Linked DNA regions of Homo sapiens: region 2 is linked to region 1. The links are chromatin loops, found by intact Hi-C in ENCODE. Cell type or tissue: heart right ventricle. All regions are shown on one strand. Links, peaks and the distances in the headings refer to the core of each region. The heading gives the core; the rest is flanking DNA.

The links. A loop is a pair of places that touch in the nucleus more often than their neighbours do. Peaks named below come from ENCODE experiments on the same cell type or tissue, not always from the same donor. Only the 100,000 strongest peaks of a DNase experiment are listed, where the experiment ranks them.
Region 2: it touches region 1 in a loop (2.0-fold over the local background); 3 of 110 quality-filtered maps call a loop at or near these places.

The regions. Positions count from the first base shown.
Region 1 is chr11:113,539,879-113,549,162 of GRCh38, forward strand. No RefSeq gene overlaps it. Among named protein-coding and RNA genes, the nearest start is that of DRD2, 69 kb to the left of the region's middle. RefSeq lists an enhancer at 488-999. In heart right ventricle, for the core only: no CTCF peak of the experiment used is centred there; no DNase peak of the experiment used is centred there; H3K27me3 peaks cover 1,566 bases.
Region 2 is chr11:113,701,133-113,710,416 of GRCh38, forward strand. It overlaps TMPRSS5 (transmembrane serine protease 5), which reads right to left and starts at 5,176. Exons shown (of 13, transcript NM_030770.4): 1 at 5,090-5,176. The coding sequence starts at 5,092. In heart right ventricle, for the core only: no CTCF peak of the experiment used is centred there; no DNase peak of the experiment used is centred there.

The DNA.
Region 1 (9,284 bases), core at 829-8,828:
GCCTGGAAAGTGGACATCTTTCATTTCAGGGCTGTGGATGTGGCTGGGTCAGGCACTGCTTATAGTAGGAGGGGAAGAAGTCAGATTTCATCCAAATGACAAGAAGAAAACATCATCCACAAGCCCAGCTAGTGAATATGCTGCAGGCAGGGAGAAAAGAGGATCCGGAGTCAAAGACATCTCCAGGAGAAACAATGTCTGCTGCTCAGAGGAGAACAGCTGGAAGCCCAAGGCCTACTTCTATAAGGCTACTATGCCCACAGCAAAAGCATGGGTCAACCCAAGAGATCTAGGACGGCTGCAGAGAGATACACACGTCACCATGAGGCCAGAATGCACATCTTGGGTCTTCACCCAGAGGAGAAGCAGAGAAGCAGGGCCTGACAGGGCCTGAATATCCCTCTGAACCTGGTGATGAGGAGGGGCAGCTGTTCTCACATCCCACCCAAGCAGGGCCAACCAAGACCAGTGTCAGCCAAGATGCCCATGAGGCTTTAAGTCATCTTAGGATACAAATGAGATCAGCTAGTCAGCTTTTGAAATCTGTGGAGTTTTCCTTCTTTGCCTCTTAATTTTTCTCTCCAAACATGTCAACCCGTATGGGCTAAGCTAATATGAAAACATTTGTCCCTCTGAGAGAGCAGAGCTAGAGAGATCAGAGCTCCCCTAGAGGCTGGGAAAAGCCCAGCTAGGGAAGGTTCAGCCCACACACCCTGAGCACCTGTGGTGCATCAAGCCTCACTCCAGGTGCCGGGGAGTAGCTATTAGCAAGATAGAAAAGGCCTCTGATGTCATGGAGCTGACCTTCCAGAGGAAGGGACACAAATGACACAGGACTAAACAAAGACTATAGAGTGAATTCAAAGGAAGAATTGCATCCTAGGGTGGCCGTAGTGGCCTCTCTAAGGTGGTAGGGAGGGAACCTTTGGGCTGCACAAGGAGAAGGTGCCACTCTAGGAGAGCTCTAAGGAAGAGAACTCCAGGCAGAGGGAACAGCAGACACAACGGCCCTGAGACAGGACTGAGCTGGGCGTGCTGGAGGAACTGTCAGAAGGTGGGCTTTGCCAGCACCTGGGGCATATGGGGGATGGGAGCAAGATATAATAAGAGGGTAAAGAGGCAGGTAGGCTCCATGAGCACAGTGAGATCCCGAGAGAAACATCTGCTGGCTGCACCCTCAGTGCCTAGCTGAACTGAACTGGAGAGTTCAGCTGAGATTGACAAACACATGTGGGTACAGCCAGATAGGGGCCAGGCACTGGACTGGCTTGGGGCTTGAATGAACAGCCCAGTGGGGAAGACAGCCACACACACAGAACCCAAAGCCCTGTCAACATTGTCAGACTGATTGATACGTGTCCGGGGCTTTTCTCCCTCAGAACCTCAGAGCCAGACATCAAAGAGCATTTCACTGCAGAGCCCCTATCCTGGCTTCTTGCTCTTTTGTTGGTTTTTCTTTACCTGGGCCAGAACACATGGAGAGTGAAGTTGGTATTTCTCTAAGCTTGCAGTAGCCAACAGGAGGATGAATTATTGAGGTTCTATGCTTGTTAATAGCACACTCCAATCTCTGGTGTTGACAAGGCTACAGGCCACCAGGGGGTTTGTCCATTCAAGCCAAATACTTTTTAGGGACTGGCCTGGAATGCATTATAATGCTTTTGGGAGAATAGAAATGCCCTCGTTCTGTGCCAGATATTTAACCAGGAACAAAGGAAGAAGAGTGCTTGGCTCAGACTCTTTTCAAAGTATTGGACAGCCCCATGCAGGACTCCTGCAGCCTCAAGCAGACTCATGCAAACTCAAGGGGACCTACCCGGTTGTAGAGGCCCTTACAGCATCAAGATGCAGGATTCAGATGGAGGCACCCAGCATCTTTCTTCTGGGATCCACTCAGTAGTTGGTACCCAAGGTTCCTAGCCATGAAACTCCTCCTTCCCCTTTCTGGAGGCCATATAGAGTGAACTTACTATGGCTCTGCTCCCCACAGTTAAACTGAAGATTTCCTGATTTGAAAGTAATACATGTACAATGAATTTAATAATTAAACAATCAACAAGTATTCATTCTATGGCTACCAAGGGCACTTTTCTAGGCACTTTGCATACTGATTCGAACATACTGTAGAGCATGTGGAAATTAAAGAAACCTACAAAGAAGGAAAACAGTTAAAATGTTACCCATTTGCCTATCACCTAAGAAGCAGCAGAGTTAACATTTGATTTAGTACATTCCTTTCCAGACATTTATCTATACATTTTAATATGATTGAGATCATACTGTCAACCTAATTTTGTATCATGACTTTTAAATTTAACACTACATCATAATCATTTTTTCCAGCTAGGATTTCTGGCATTAACACATAGAATTTCAAGATATCCAGTTAAAATGGAATTTCATAGAAATGACAAATAAATTTTAGTATAAGTATATCCCAAATATTACATGGAATAGACACCAAAAAATTATTTCTTGTTTCTACTGAATTTCAAATTTAACTGGTGTCCTGGGTTGTATCTGGCAACCTTTGGTTAAATATTCACAGGAGGCTTCATCTCTAGCCTCATCTTTGCCACCTGACTCCTTCTCTCATTCTGTTCAAACACACAGACCTTGAACAGGTCGCGCTGCACCTGCCACAGGGCCTTGACACTTGCTCCCCTTCTGCTTGGATGCCCATCCCCTTGATATCTAACTCCCTTATTCACTTCCCTCAGAGCTCTGTTCAAATGTCAACTTATCAACAGGTGTCCTCTGGCCACTCTACTGAAAATAACATTCTCCATCTCTCTCCATCCCTCATATCCTGTCTAACCAGAATAAATGCTTTGTTCACAGCATTTGTTCCTGCATGTAACATGCTATATTTAATTCCCTACTGTCTGGCTCTACCTCTTAGGGTAAAGATCCCTGAGAACAAGGACTTTATCTGTTTGAATTTCATTTTTCTTTTGTTTTACCACCATATCCCCAGTGTGTAGAACAGCACCCGGCACATCGTAGGTGCGCTAGGAATACTTGTTAAATGAATGGACACGTGAGTGTGCATGCATGTCTCTGGTTATTGATTCTATCCGATTGAATCATCAGTCTATTCCTGAACCATACTGATTTAATTATTGTGGCTGCATGAGCACTTTTTAATATCTGATAGAACCACTTCTCTCAGTAATCTTTTATACTTTTTCTCCTTGGTGATTTTTGAGTGATTATTCTCCCACCTAAATTTAGAGTCATAAAAATGGCAAACAATTATAGATATGATAATTTGCCACTTAGCAAATATAGCCTGCACTATGCACCAGGCCTGCTCTAAGCACTTTCTATGCATTAACCATGTAATCCTCACAGCAAACCTGTAAGGGAGGTGCTATACTTACTGCACTTTCCAGATGAGGAAACTGAGATGTAAATAACTTCTGTGAGGTCACACAGCTGGTAAGTGGCAAGGCGAATATCTAACCCCGTCTGGCTTTAGAGGCCATCCTGTGAAGCACCCTTCTTGCTGCCTTCTTATTCATTTTATTTTGCTGCCGTAACAAATTACCACAAACTTAGCAGCTGTAAAATAATACATGTTTGTTATCTCACAGTTCCACTAATCAGGAATCTGGGCTCCAGGTTAGGTGGATCGGCTCAGGCCTCACAAGCTGAAATCAAGGTGTCAGTTGGGCTACAATTCTCCTCTGAGGCTGGACTCTTCTTCCAAGCTCACCAGTTCCTGGACACATGCCCCTCAATAGCATAGCTACTGGCTGCTTCCTAGAAACCAATAGGAGCGTAACTCTCTCAGACTTTCTCTCCTGCCACTGGCCAGAGAAAACACTCTTCTTTTAAAGGGCTCACCTGATTGCAACATGCTCACTCAAATAATCTCTGTGTTGGAAGTTCAGCTGACTTGGGACTTCGTTTGCATCTGCTAAGCACCTTCACAGCAGTGTCTGGATTCAACTGATTGAATAACCAGGTGCCATTTTTAGAATTCTGCCTACTACCATCTTTTCGTGGGGGTGTTATTATTATTTAGGTATGGCAAGGCCAACAGATGAGGAAACAACCACCACTGAAAATAGTTGATTATACTCAGAGATGCCACATGGGAAGTACCAGGGTTGGTCAGGAGGCAGAGGGAGAGCTGGGCCTAAGAGCAAGAGCCTTGACCGTGATTCCTGTGGAAAGGAATGGGTGGGGCAGGGTAAGCAGGGTTAGGATTGGCTATTTTGAATAATTTCACAGGTTCTGGGAGCATAAGAACTGTCCTGAGTTGTCCAGTACCTGGCCCTGGGGTGATGAGGGTGGGTGGTTAATGACCCAGAGTGTGAGAGTCCAATAAAGAAGGTCATTTGGTGTGAAGACTCTGGATCAAGTTGGTTTACACTTAAAAGCACCCTCTCAACCATGTTGTTTATTATCTTGAGGAATTGGCTAACCTTGGGAGGAGGAATCCCTCCAGGGTCAGCAAGGCTTCAGAGGTCAAAGAATACCGGAAATGAACGGCACGGTTAACACACACAGCTGCCTCATTTGGTCAGGTTGATCCATCCCTTTCTCCCATCTCCCATCCCCAAAGGAGAAAACAACTCTTTGTCCCTTTGGTTCACATTGTTTTAAAAGTACAAAGCAACTTAGGAAGAACTGACACCTTTATGACAGTCTTTCCTTCCAGGAACATAGTATACCTCTCCATTTATTCAAATCTTTTATGACTCTCAGTAAAGTTTTGTATTTTTCTCTAAATAAATTCTCACTTCTTTTTATGGTTATCCCAGGTATTTTATGGGTTTTACTGCTATTATGAATGGAATTTTCTCCTATATTTTCTAGTATATTCTACTATATTTTTTACACTTTACTACATTTTCTGTACTTTTACTCTGTTTTCTAATTATTAGTAATTGCTGATATATTGGAACTATAATAATTTTTTACAGCTTTATGGTATATAATTGAGCTACAATAAACAATGTGAGATTGTTTATCTGTCCCTACCACCTTATTTTATTTGCTGCAATTATTTGTGTGTGATCAAAGTACATATTTAAAGCATGAATTTGATAAGCTTGACATATGTCTACACCTATAAAACTATCCCCACATGAGGACAGTGACCAAATCTATTACCCCCAAACCTTCCTCCTGCCCTATAGTAATCTTTCCCTCCCAACCCTCCCACATATTCTCAGGCAACAACTGATCTGATTTCTGTCACTACAGATTTTCATACTGTTTCAGATTTTCAGCTACTAAATTGTGACGTTATTTTTCATCATTTTTCAATTTATTCATGAGTTTTCTACTATGCAAACAGATCATCAATATATAATAACAATTTCATCTCCTCCTTTCAAAATTATATGATCTAATTCTAGTTCGTGCACAGTGGATCAGCAAGAATTTCCAGAATAATGCTAAATCACCACAGTGATTTTTGTGTCCTCCTTGATTTAATTAGAATGATTTCAGTGTTTGGGTGCCTGTTAAACTGTTGGTGTAGTTTTAATGAAAAACAAGCCATTATCCAGAATGAGGTCTTGGAACACAGAGAGCAAGTTATGTGACCAGACAGCATCACTCCTTCTAACCCTGGATTCATTTACTTACTTGCCTGGTCACCTGTCTTGTCATTTCCAGCCTGTTTTAATCATTCACCCCTCTGTGTTTGGTATATATATTTATTAAGGCACTGCTCACAGGTATAACTAGTTTTTACCTGTGTTCCTTCATCACCAGACTACGAACTAAAGCAGAAATGGTACCTTTTTCATCTGATTGGGCAAAACATCTTGCATATTCTAGGTACTTCATAAATGTTTATTAAATTGAATGCAACTATAGTAATGTTTACCTAAAAACATATCTCCCAAACCTGCATATACAGCAGTCCCCCTTTATCCATGGTTTCGCTAGGCAAGGTTTCAGTGACTTGCAGTCAACCGAGGTCTGAAAATATTAAATGGAAAATTCCAGAAATGTTATTCCTAAGTTTTAAATCATGCGTCATTCTGAGAAGCATGATGAAAACTCATGCTGTCCCTTTCTGTCCCACTCAGGACTACATTAACCCCCGCAGCCCACCCCATGGTTCCCAGGTTTGACCATCACAGTATCACAGTGCTTGTGTCCAAGTCATCCTTATTTTACTCTATGGCCCAAAGTGCAAGAGTAATGATGCTGTCAATTCAGATATGCCAAAGAAAAGCTGTAAAATGCTTCCTTTAAGTGAAAAGGTGGAAGTTCTCAACTGAATAAGGAAAGAAAAAAATCGTAGGCTGAGGTTGCAAAGATCTATAGTAAGAATAAGTCTATCTTTGAAAATGTGAAAAAGGAAAAAGAAATCCATGCTAGTTTTGCTGTCGCACCTCAAACTGCAAAAGTTTGTGCATAATAAGTGGTTAGTTAAACTTTATCATAGGTACCTATGTACTTATAAGAAAAAAACATAGTATATATAGGGTTCGATACTACTTGCAGTTTCAGGCATCCACTGGGGTCTTAGAATATATGTACTCCCGAGGATAAAGGGAACTAGTGTACATCAGAATCACCTTACTAAATTAGTTGGGGGAAGAAAGCAAAAAGAAGTTTTATTTTTAAAATATTAGTCAATGAAGAAAAAAATAAGAATACATCTTACTAGGTTCCATCATATACTCCTTAAATCAGAATTTCTATCCTGGAAGCCTGGAATCTGTATTTTTGATAACCTCCCAGATGATCCTTATCCAGCCAGCCTTGCTTGGGCTAATAATCAGTTTGGAGAATCATTGTCATAAAGAAACCAAGGAAAGCTAGGAGCAAAGCCCCCTTACATTATGAAATGCTAGCGCTAAAGGCATTCTAAAGCTCTATTCCACCCCTACATTTTTCAGTGGGTGAAACCTCTGAAAAGCAAAAAGCTTTGCCTAAAACACTTGAAGTCACCCTCGTTACTCAGACAAAAGCTGGGTCCCAAAGGATCTGTTTCCTCAGTACCACCGGTCCTCCCAGGAACTTCACCACCCTTGGCAGGAATTAATGACCCAAGATCTTGGGAGAATCTTCATCTTCCCAGCCCCAGCATACATAGCCATGAGCAACAGGGACAGCCAGGAAGCATGTGGAGAGTAATTCCTTTTGGAGGGATACAATGACTATAAACCAAACCAAAACTTTCAGCCAAATGGTTGAATTTGAGTTCTGAAATAATTCAAACTCTTGAGAAAGTTATAAACAAACATGAAGCCAGACAGCAGGTGATAATTCTCTGGGCCACCTCTGTCAGATGCATTATTTATAAGATGGGGAATATATTTTGTGCATTTTTCTTCCTAGATAATTCAGTAAAAACCACAAGGCAAACAAAATAGTTCCTACCATTGGGTTTCCAACATCATCAGCCTTGCAATCCATCCTGACTCACTTCCCTAGGTCTTCCAGGCGTGCCCACCACAGGGAAGATTCCCAAGCACTACTGGAAGGCAAAGACCCTCAGGACAGGAGAGGAAGTTGTGAATCATCTGGTGTAGCCTCCTTTGCTGGCAGTAAACCAGCAAAGCAGTGGCTAAGCTGAGATAAGGGCAATCTTAGGCTCTAAGCAGTGCTCATGCCACCCCTTACGATTGTATACTAAATTTTATACGCTTTATTTCTGGGGAAAGGTCTTTGGGTTTCATCAGACTTGCGAAGAAGCCCCTGCCCCACAGTGGTTTTAAGAGTCACTTTCCGGAAGCGTGTAACTCCCCACCACTCCTATCCTCTCCCACTGCCTCCACCCAGCCTCCCTCACCTGTTGGCTGAATCCCACCTTCCCACTTGTCCTACTGGCTCTGGGTGTGATCTGCTCTCCATGCTGATGCCAGTAGGCTGTTTCTAATATGCAAACCTGCCGGCATCACTGTCCTGACTACAGGACCAAACCACTGGGATAAAAACCCAAACTAAGTATACCATACACGGTCCTCTACATCCTGGCCCTTTGTTGTCTTTGTGGCCTCAAATCTCACTATTTTGCTACTTTTCTCACCTAGAGTGAAGGCTTGGGCCTCACTGGGGAGATTTGAATCCACATGTGCCTGGCATCAAAGCACAGGCTCTTTGAATGACAAAAGCATGTCCCATACTAGTGAGGAAAGCCTCTTCATGTCTGTCTCGACCCACAGTATATACCCAGCAGATGCTTTTTTTTTTTTTTTTTCTGAGACAGAGTCTCACTCTGTCGCCCAGCCTGGAGTGCAGTGGCACAATCTTGGCTCACTGCAACCTCTGCCTCCCAGGTTCAAGTGATTTGCCTCGCCTCCTGAGTAGCTGGGACTACAGGCACACGCCACCACACCTGGCTAATTTTTGTATTTTTAATACAGACGGAGTTTCACCACGTTGGCCAGGATGGTCTCGATCTCCTGACCTCGTGATCCACCCGCCTCAGCCTCCCAAAGTGCTGGGATTACAGGCGTGAACCACAGCACCCAGCTACCCAGCAGATGCTTTCTTAACCCCAATGAAGACCCTCAGCTCTGACGGTACACACAGGCTTTCTCTAGCAATGGGAACTTGATGTGATTCATTCTAGTACTTAGAATTCAACTGTCATGTGTTAGGCATGAAGTTTGCCCCAGCTAGTGTGCCAAGTGCTCAGACATGCTAGTTTTGCTGTCGTACCTCAAACTGCAAAAGTTTGTGCATAATAAGTGCTTAAACTTTATCATAGGTACCTATGAACTTATAAGAAAAAACATAGTATATATAGGATTCGGTACCATCTGCAGTTTCAGGCATCCACTGGGGGGTCTTAGAATGTACATACCCCCAAGGGTAAAGGGGGACTAATGTAAATTAGAATTACCTTACAAAATTAATTGTGGGAAGAAAGCAAAAAGAAATTTTATTTTTAAAGAGGCTTTTAAACTATTAGTCAATGAGGAAAAAATAAGGATACATCTTACTAAGTGCCATCCTATACTCCTTAAATTACAATTTCTATCTTGGAAGCCTGGAATCTGTATGAATAAAGCATAGCCCCCAATTATTAGCCACCAGGAAAATCAAAACCACAATGAGATACCACTTAACACCCACTAGGGTGGCTATAATAAAAACAACAGAGAACAACACGTGTTGGTGAGGGTGAGGAGAGCCTGAGACACTGCCAGTGAGAATGTAAATGGCACTTCAGTCACTTTGGGACCGAAGGTCCAAAAGAGGTATCATATAACCCAGAAATTTCACTCCTGCCTATACAAGAAAAATGAACATGCATGTCCATACAAACACTTGCACATGAATAATATAGCAGCATTCTTCCC
Region 2 (9,284 bases), core at 429-8,428, 160 kb after region 1:
TATAGCAGTGTGAGAACAAACTAATACAGTAAATTGGTGCTGCTGTAAAGATACCTAAATATGTGGAAGTGACTTTGGAATTGGGTAACAGGTAGAGGTTGGAATAGTTTGGAGGGTTCAGAAGAAGACAGGAAGATGTGGGAAAGTTTAGAACTTCCTAGAGACTTGTTAAATGGTTTTGACCAAAATACTGATAGTGATATGGACAATGAAGTCCAGGCTGAGGTGGTCTCAGATGGAGATGAGGAACGTCTTGGAAACTGAAGGAAAGGTGACTCTTGCTATGCTTTAGCAAAAAAGTGAAGCATTTTGCCCCTGCCCTAGAGATCTGTGGAACTTTGGTGGTTTTTTTTTGGCGGGGGGGGGTGTTTTGTTCAACTTTATTGAGGCATAATGCACACTCAAAATATTACATACATTTTAAGTTCTCAGATCAAAACTTTGACAAATGTGTACACCCACATGACCAACACAGTCAAAATATAGGACATGAAGGTCACCCCAGAAATTTTCCTTCTGCCTTTTTGCAGTTAACTCCTCCCCAACTCACAGCCCTGGAAAATCACTGATCTGTTTCTCTCACTGTATATTAGAGTTCCCTTTTTTATAGTTTCATATAAATGAAACCATGTGACATATAGTCTTTCTTTTTTTTTTAATTTTTTTATTTTACTTTAACTTCCAGGATACATGCACAGAACTTGCAGGTTTGTTACATAGGTATACATGTGCCGTGGTGGTTTGCTGCACCCATCAACCCGTCATCTAGGTTTTAAGCCCTGTATGCATTCGGTATTTGTCCTAATGCTCTCCCTCCCCTTGTCCCCCACCCCCAGTCAGGCCCCGGGGTGTGTTGTTCCCCTCCCCATGTCCATGTATTCTCACTGTTCAACTCCCATTATGAGTGAGAACATGTGGTGTTTCTGTGTTAGTCTGCTGAGAATAATGGCTTCCAGCTTCATCCATGTCCCTGCAGAGGACATTATCTCATTCTTTTTATGGCTGCATAGTATTCCATGGTGTATATGTGCCACATTTTCTTTATCCAGTCTATCATTGATGGGCATTTGAGTTGGTTCCAAGTCTTTGCTATTGTAAATAATGCTGCAATAAACATATGTGTGCATGTGTCTTTACAGTAAGATGATTTATAATCCTTTCAGTATATACACAGTAATGGGATTGCTGGGTCAAATGGTATTTCTGGTTCTAGATCACACTGTCATGAGATCTGTGGCTCTTTGGACTTGAGAGAGATGATTTAGGGTATCTGGCAGAAGAAATTTCTAAGCAGCAAAGTGTTCAAGAGGAAAGAGAGCATAAAAGGTTGGAAAATTTGTAGCCTGATGATGTGATAGAAAAGAAAACCCATTTTCTGAGGAGAAATTCCAGCCTGCTGCAGAAATTTGCATAAGTAATGAAGAGCTAAATGTTAATCACCAAGACAATGGGGAAAATATCTCCAGGGCATGTCAGAGACCCGCAGAGCAGTCCCTTCCATTACCAGACCAGAGGCCCAGGAGAGAAAAATGGTTTTGTGGGCCAGGCCAGGACCCCCTGTTCTGTGCAGCCTGAGACATGGTACTGTGTGTCCCAGCTGCATCAGCTCCAGCCATGGCTAAAAGGGGACAAGGTACAGCTCAGATCATTGCTTCAGAGGGTGCAAGCCCAAGCCTTGGCAGCCTCCTTGTGGTGTTGAGCCTGCGGGTGCACAGAAGTCAATAACTGAGGTTTGAAAACCTCCACCTAGATTTCAGAGGATGTATGGAAACACCTGGATGCCCTTGCAGATGTTTGCTACAGGGATGGAGCCCTCATGGAGATCCTCTGATAGGGCAGTATGGAAGGGAAATGTAGGGTTGGAGCCCCCACACAGAGTTCCCACTGGGGCACTGCCTAGTGGAGCTGTGAAAAGAAGGCCACCATCCTCCAGACCCCAGAATGGTAGATCCACCAACAGCTTGCACTGTGAGCCTGGAAAAGCTGCAGCCCATGAAAACAGCCAGAAGTGGGGCTGTGCCCTGCAAAGCCACAAGGGCAGAGCTGCCCAAGGCCATGGAAGCCCACCTCTTGCATCAGCGTGACCTGGATATAAGGCATGTAGTCAAAGGAGATCATTTTGGAACTTTAAGGTTTAACGACTGCCCTATTGGATTTCAGACTTGCATGGGGACTGTAACCTCTTTATTTTGACCAATTTCTCCCATTTGGAATAGGTGTATTTACCCAATGCCTGTATCCCATTGTATCTAGGAAGTAACTAACTTGCTTTTGATTTTACAGGCTCATAGGCAGAAGAGACTTGCCTTGTCTCAAATGAGACTTTGGACTTGGACTTTTGGGTTAATGCTGGAACGAGTTAAGACTTTGGGGGACTGTTGGAAAGGCATGATTGTGTTTTGAAATGAGGACATGAGATTTGGAAGGGACCAGGATAGAATGATATGATTTGGCTCTCCCCTCACCCACAATCTCATTTTGAATTGTAATTTTGAATTGTAATTACCACGCACTGGGGGAGGGACCTCATAGTAGGTGATTGGATCATGGGGGCAGTTCCCCTATGCTATTCTCATGATAGTGAGTGAGTTCTCACAAGATCTGATGGTTTTATAAGGGGATTTCCCCCTTTACTCTGCACTTCTTTCTCCTGCCAGCATGTGAAGAAGAGTGTGTTTGCTTCCCCTTCCACCATGATCATAAGTTTCCTGAGGCTTCCCCAGCCATGCAGAACTATGAGTCAATTAAATCTCTTTCCTTTATAAATTACCCAGTCTCAGGCAGTTCTTCATAGCAGTGTGAGAACAGACTAATACACTACCATCATCATTCAAAAGAATAAGGGCTTACTTCTCATTGAGGTGATCACAGAAGGCTTCCTAGAAAAAGCAGCCTCTGAGACAGGCCCACAGGGATGAAGAGGGTTTGAGCTGATATAATGGGCATTGGGCAGTCCAGACAAAGAGGATTGAATCAGCAAAGGCAAAGGGATAAGAAAGCATAGAGCAGAGTATGTCATATGTGTGTCTGCAGCTCATGAGCCATGAAGAGGAGTAATGAAAATAAGATCTTAAAAAAAACACCAGACAGTTCAAAGCTAAGTCTGCAACCTACTATGTGAACTTGGACAACTCAGGCCATCTCTTCAAATTTCAATTTTCTCATTTGTAAAATAAGAGTAATAACTCCTGCTTTCCAAGGAATAATCTCCCTCCTCGAGTATCTTGTCTCTCTCTGTTATTCTCCATGCCATAAAGTCAGAGTAATCTTTCTAAAATGCAAATATGAGCATGTGAGCCCCATCTCTACCCCATGAGTCTTTGTGGCCTTCAGGATCAAACAGGAGCTCCATGGCATCGCTCACAAAGTCCTCCATGATCTCGCCTGGCCTCACCTCTCCATCCTCACTGCCAGCACTTGCTCCCTCCACAGCAAAATTTGGGATCACACTGACATACGTGCCATACTTCAGTGCCTTCAGGCACTCTCACAACAGAGAGACTTTGCATCTGCTCTCCCCTTTCCCATGTAACTGACTCCAACTGACCCTTCGAGACTCAGCACAGACATCACTTCTCCAGGAAGCTTCCTTCTATGCATACAGCACCTGTTGGGCCCTATATTGTGCTCATTTACTTCCTTCTCTCTCCTTTCTCACTGGTTTTTGCATCCCAGGGCTAAGCACAGAGCCTGGCACAAAGTGGGAATTCAGTTAAAGTACATTAAAGGAGGGAAGGAAAGAAGGGAGGGGGGAGGGAGAGACAGAGGGGGAGGTACAAATAAGATAATGTGAATTAAAATGACTTTAAAAATTGTAAAGCCCAATACAAATGTTAAGTATAATAATATTAATAAGAACTACACCTAAGCTGTGGATCCTTCCCCCCAAAATTTATAATCCAGTAGGGTAGATAAGATCTCTCAAAACTGAAGCAACTCCCGTTTCCCCTGCAGACTACTGTCTCCCCTGCATCTTTCCCTGTCAACACATAGGGTTGTACCCAATGAGGATAAAAGCCTGAAATGCTGACTCCAGGACAGTATTGGCTTAAATGTGATTTTCATGTGTCACATGAAATGTTCTTTTCACGCCAAAACCTCCCCAGTCATGCCTTCGTACTCCACTGAACTGTCTTCCTAACCCTCCAGCAGGAGGAAGGAAAGACTTTGTCAGACTCACCTAGGTCAGTCACCTCCAAATTGCCCCGAAAATCATTCCACTGGACCCAGAGCACCCATGCCAGTTCAGCTCACAGACAGCGCAGCAGCCCCAACATCTTGCCTATAGAAAGAGGTACCAGCCCCACCTCCCTATTCCCTACACCAGCCACAGCCCAGGACCTATAGGACTGGACCTCCCAAGAGCTGCAGGCCTTGCTTTTCCAGGAGAAACAGAGGTCATGGTTTGTATCAAACCACACACATTCTTTCTTGTGCCTACAGATGAGACTCACAGGACACAGGCAGTGAGGCTGCAGGACAGCAGGCTTGGGAGAGCCAGTCAAGCACCCATAAGATAGTAGAGAAGCAGCAACAGAAGGTGAGGTTTGGATTTCTTCTCTGGGGTTGTGTGATTGCTCTTGAGCTGATGTCCCTCTGAGTGGAGAGGCAGGCCTGATCTAGAGAGAATTCCAGGGCATGGCCAGTCTTTTCTTCTGCCTCAGTACCAAGGAAGCTTGGCTTTAAACCCAGCCTCTGAATAAACTGGCCTCACCTCATGTACTGCTCCACCTCAAAATTCAACTGCCCAAGCTCATGTGCTAGCCTAGAAAAAAAAATGGCCTTTAAAATTACAGGACTCCTTGCTCCTCTTTTTGAGTGGAAGTTCAACGTAATAACGATTTGTTGAGCACCACATATGTGCAAAGCACTTGATAGATCTAAGAGGGATGAAAGAGGATAATAAAGGGCAGTCCCTGGGGAGGAAACAGGAAATTGGCCACACAGGGCCCCTGCTAGGATCCAGCCCCTGTACCAGAGCTGCCTCAGGAGGCTCTTTCCACCAGCCTAGAATCCCAAGGGCAGAGGAGGGAGAGAGAAAGAAAGAGAGAGAGGCCACAGCAGGGATGGCACAGAGACGTAACCTTACCATAGGGGTCAGTGGCACTGTTGTAAAGCCTCAGGGTCTACTAGGCAATGTTCCGCTCCTGTTCTCAGGCCAGCATTGATTAAAGCTAGCCCAGCAAGCTTGGTTGGAAGATGAGGTCTCCCTGGTTCGCACATGGCCCCTCCCTGTATCCCTACTCCAACACTCACACAGACACGCGCCACAGAGACAATGAACTCTGCTGAGGACCCATGAATAGGCCCCTTGTTGCAGGAAAGGGGGACAAGGGCTGGGCTGGGCTAGGCAACCCCAGCCCCTCCCATCTGCTAACTGGAAACTCAGAAACAGAGGAAAAGGTTATGGGGAGGAGGGGAGGCCAACTACTGTTGCTTAGCAACAAGGTCCCTTGTGCCAAAAAGTGTGCCCCATGCATGCATGCTGGCAGAATTCTCCCTTCCTGCTGACAGAGCTGTATTGGAGAGACCGATATTAGCATTTGTTGAAATGTTTCTGAGCCCTCTGGATTTTATCTCGCCTCCATGTGGGTTGGCTTTTCTAGCAGTCTGGGGCTGTCACCATGTTGGAATTGTTGGGGTGATGATGGAAGATCTTTGTCACCTCTTGCCCGAGGGCCACATCTGTCTCCCCAATGCCAGGGAAGTGGGGCCTCTACCCCTGTCTGCCCTGGGAGCCAGTTGCAGCAGGAGCCCTCAGTGCTATCTTGTTTCAAAGCACAAGGTGACCCAAGTGAGCCCACACGGGGCTAAACACACCTGGGAGCAGGCACATCTCTTTAGACAAGGAGGCAGAATAGGTCCTGGGGAAGGCAAACACAGGTGGGGCTTCCTTTCCTCCAACTGGCTGCTCAAAAACCCCTCAGAAGGGACAGTTAAGAATATAGGCTTTAGAGTCAGGCCTTCATCCAACCTCAGTTCTCCCACTTCCCTTACTCAGCCTCACCTGTAAAATGAGGATAATAGTACATGCCTCATAGGGTTGATGTCAGAATTCATTGAGATATTGCCTATAAAGCCCATAGCCTGGTGTCTAGCACAGACTGTATTCAGCAAACAGTAGCTGCTATTATTATTGTTGTTGTTGTTGTTGTTGTTGTTGCTGAATGTCACCCACACAGGATTTAACTTTTTGCTCCCTATTTTCCTCATACACTGTATTAGTCAATTCTTGCACTGCTATAAATAAATACCTAAGACTGGACAATTTCAAGAGAAAAGAAGTTCTCACTGTTCCACAGGCTGTACAGGAAGCACAGTGACTTCTGCTTCTGGGGAGGCCTCAGGAAGCTTCCAATCATGGTGAAAGAAAAAGGGGGAGCAAGGCCTCTAACATGGCAGGAGCAAGAGCAAGAGAGAGAAGGGGGAGGTGCCACACACTTTTAAACAACCAGATCTCATGAGAACTCTATCACGAGAATAGCACCAAGTGGATGATGAATCATGAAGGTTTCTTGATCATGAAGGATCCACTCCCATGATCAAATCACCTCCCATCAGAGTCCACTTTTAACATTGAGGATTATAATTTGACATGAGATTTGGGTTGGGACACAGATCCAAACCATATCATACACTCAGTGTGTCAATTCTGAACTTACTCTCATCACACCAGAGCACACATAAGACAATGAAGAGATAGAGGTCAGCTGTGAATTATAGAAGAAGGAGAGAAATGGTGGCTGGAACTCAGAAGCCCTTGGCTAGGCTCTGAGGTCTCCTAGGACAATACTCTTCAGACTACAAACCTGAATATCTACCGTGTGTCAGAAACTAGCCTGGGCATGGAGGATGAACAAGTCACAGACTGGGTGCTTACAGACTGGAAAAAGGGATAGAAACAGATGTAAGTAACTGTTATTATGAAAAGTGAAATAACAAAGACATAAACCCAGAGGTATAGGAGAATAGAGGAATAGCTGCCCTGAGGATACAAAGAAGAGGGCTTTGCAATGGAGGAGACATTTGAACTGAGTTTTGAGAAGTGACAAAGCAATCACAAAGAAGGGTAATTAAAATATATTGCACGTAATGTCAATGAAAATGGTAGGAGTAAAATCCTCTGAAAATTTCCTCCCCCCTAAAAGCAATGAGAAAAATGGCAAAAAATGGTGAGAATCAATTTTTTCAGAACTCTGGAAATTAATCAAAAGTTTATAGCAATCTGGGAAGTCTTCGTTCAAGAAAAAAAATGACATAATTATAGAAAGAAGAGTGAGCCTTGTGGCATTTTAACTTGCTCCAATTCCATCCCCCTCACCCCAACTCTGCAGTAGCTTTGAAAACCAACAAACCACAATCATCATGGAAACCAGCAGCCTGGCAGCTACAAGAAGGGGTAGAACAGCCTTGGAGTTCCTTCAAAGCCTCATTCCCAGAGAGTTGTAATTATTTGACCTGTCTAGTGGTTCCCTGGAAGATACCATTTGCAAGACTGTCTTTATTTCACCTGTCTCAAAGCTTGCCTGGAGTGAACAGCTTTTTCCTTAAGGGTATTTGTTGAAAACAACTAGAGACAATTGTTGGACTTTGTGGCTGCCTAAAACAATGGATAACAGTTGAGGCAAAAAAAAAAAAAGGGCTAAACAAAAAGCTTAAAAAGAAAATGTGGGGGAATAAAATATCTATAAAGGGCCTTGAAAGGCTCTGAAATATCCCAAGGAATATAGAAAGCCATATGTACGCACAGGAGGGTGCACATGCCCAGGGCTGTGCACATGTGCAGGAAAAACTAAGGAAGGTCCTGAGCTCTCACCCTGGGCTAAGCTTAAGGCTCTGCACAAGCAGGAAGGCTAAGGTGGAGTTGTCAATGTCCTGTCTGAGAGTTGAAGGCATGTCCCAACATACACACAGAGCCACTCTGCAAAAACAAGGTGACTTATTGGTCTCAAGCATCAAGAAACTCTCTGTCTAATTACTAGCTGAACACTAAGCAGAGAGAGATTTCAGTGGCCACACATGACAAAAAACACAGACTTTGCAGAATTAGCTCAGAAAAGTCACTAAACACACAAAGAAGCAACATCAACAACAACAAACCCTGAGGAAGGGAGAGAAGGTTATTTCCAAAGTTGCTGTATTATATTATGTTATTTAAAATGCAGTTTTCAATAAGAAATTATGAGGCACACAAAGAAACAAGAAAGTAAGGCACATACACCGGGGGAAAAAATAATTGATAAAAACTGTCCCTGAAGCCCATATATTGAACTTATAAGATGAAAACTTTAAATCAGCTATTCTATATACATTCAAAGAAGTAAAGAAAACCATATCCAAAGAACTAGAAAAAGGTATGAGAATAATATCTTATCAGGTAATGAATATCAACAAGGAGATAGAAATTATATATTTTTTTCAAGAACCAAATATAAATTCTGGAGTTGAGTAGTATGATAGCTGAAATGAAAAATTTACTAGAAGGGCTCAACAGCAGATCTGAGCAGGCAGAAGAAAGAATCTGTGAATTAAAGATATGTAAATTGATATTATACAGTCTAAGGGATAGAAAGGAAAAAAGAATGGAGAAAAATGAACAAAGGTTCAGAGACATTTGAGATAACATCAAAAATATGTAGTGTGTGTGTGTGTGTGTGTGTGTGTGTGTGTGTACGTGTGTGTAATGAGAATCCAAGAAAGAGAAGAGAGAGGAAGCAGAAATAATATTTGAAAAAATAATGACCAAAAACTTTACAAATTTGATGAAAAATATTAATCTGCACATGCAAAAAAACTCAATAAACTTCAAATAGGATACATCAAAGAGATCCACACGTAAACACATCATAATCAAATTGTTTAAGGCCAAAGACAAGAAAGATTCTTGGAAGCAGCATGAGGAAAGCAACTTATCACATACGAAGGGATCTTCAATCAACAGTTTAACAGTTAAGAGTTGGCTTCTCATCAGAAACCATGGAAGCCAGAATGGCATATTCAATTCCTTAAAGAAAAAGATTGTCAACCAAAATTCTGTATCTAGCAAAACTACCCTTCAAAAGTGAAATAGTAATTTAGATAATCTCAGATAGACAAAAACTAAGAGAATGCATTGCTAGCAAACCTGTCCTACAAGAAATACAGTCATGTGCCACATGACAGTCAACAATGTACCACATATTCAACAGTGGTCCCACAAGATTATAATGAAGCTTTTATACTGTATTTTTAATGTATCTTTCCTATGTTTAGATACATAAATACTTAGTATTGTGTTACAGTTG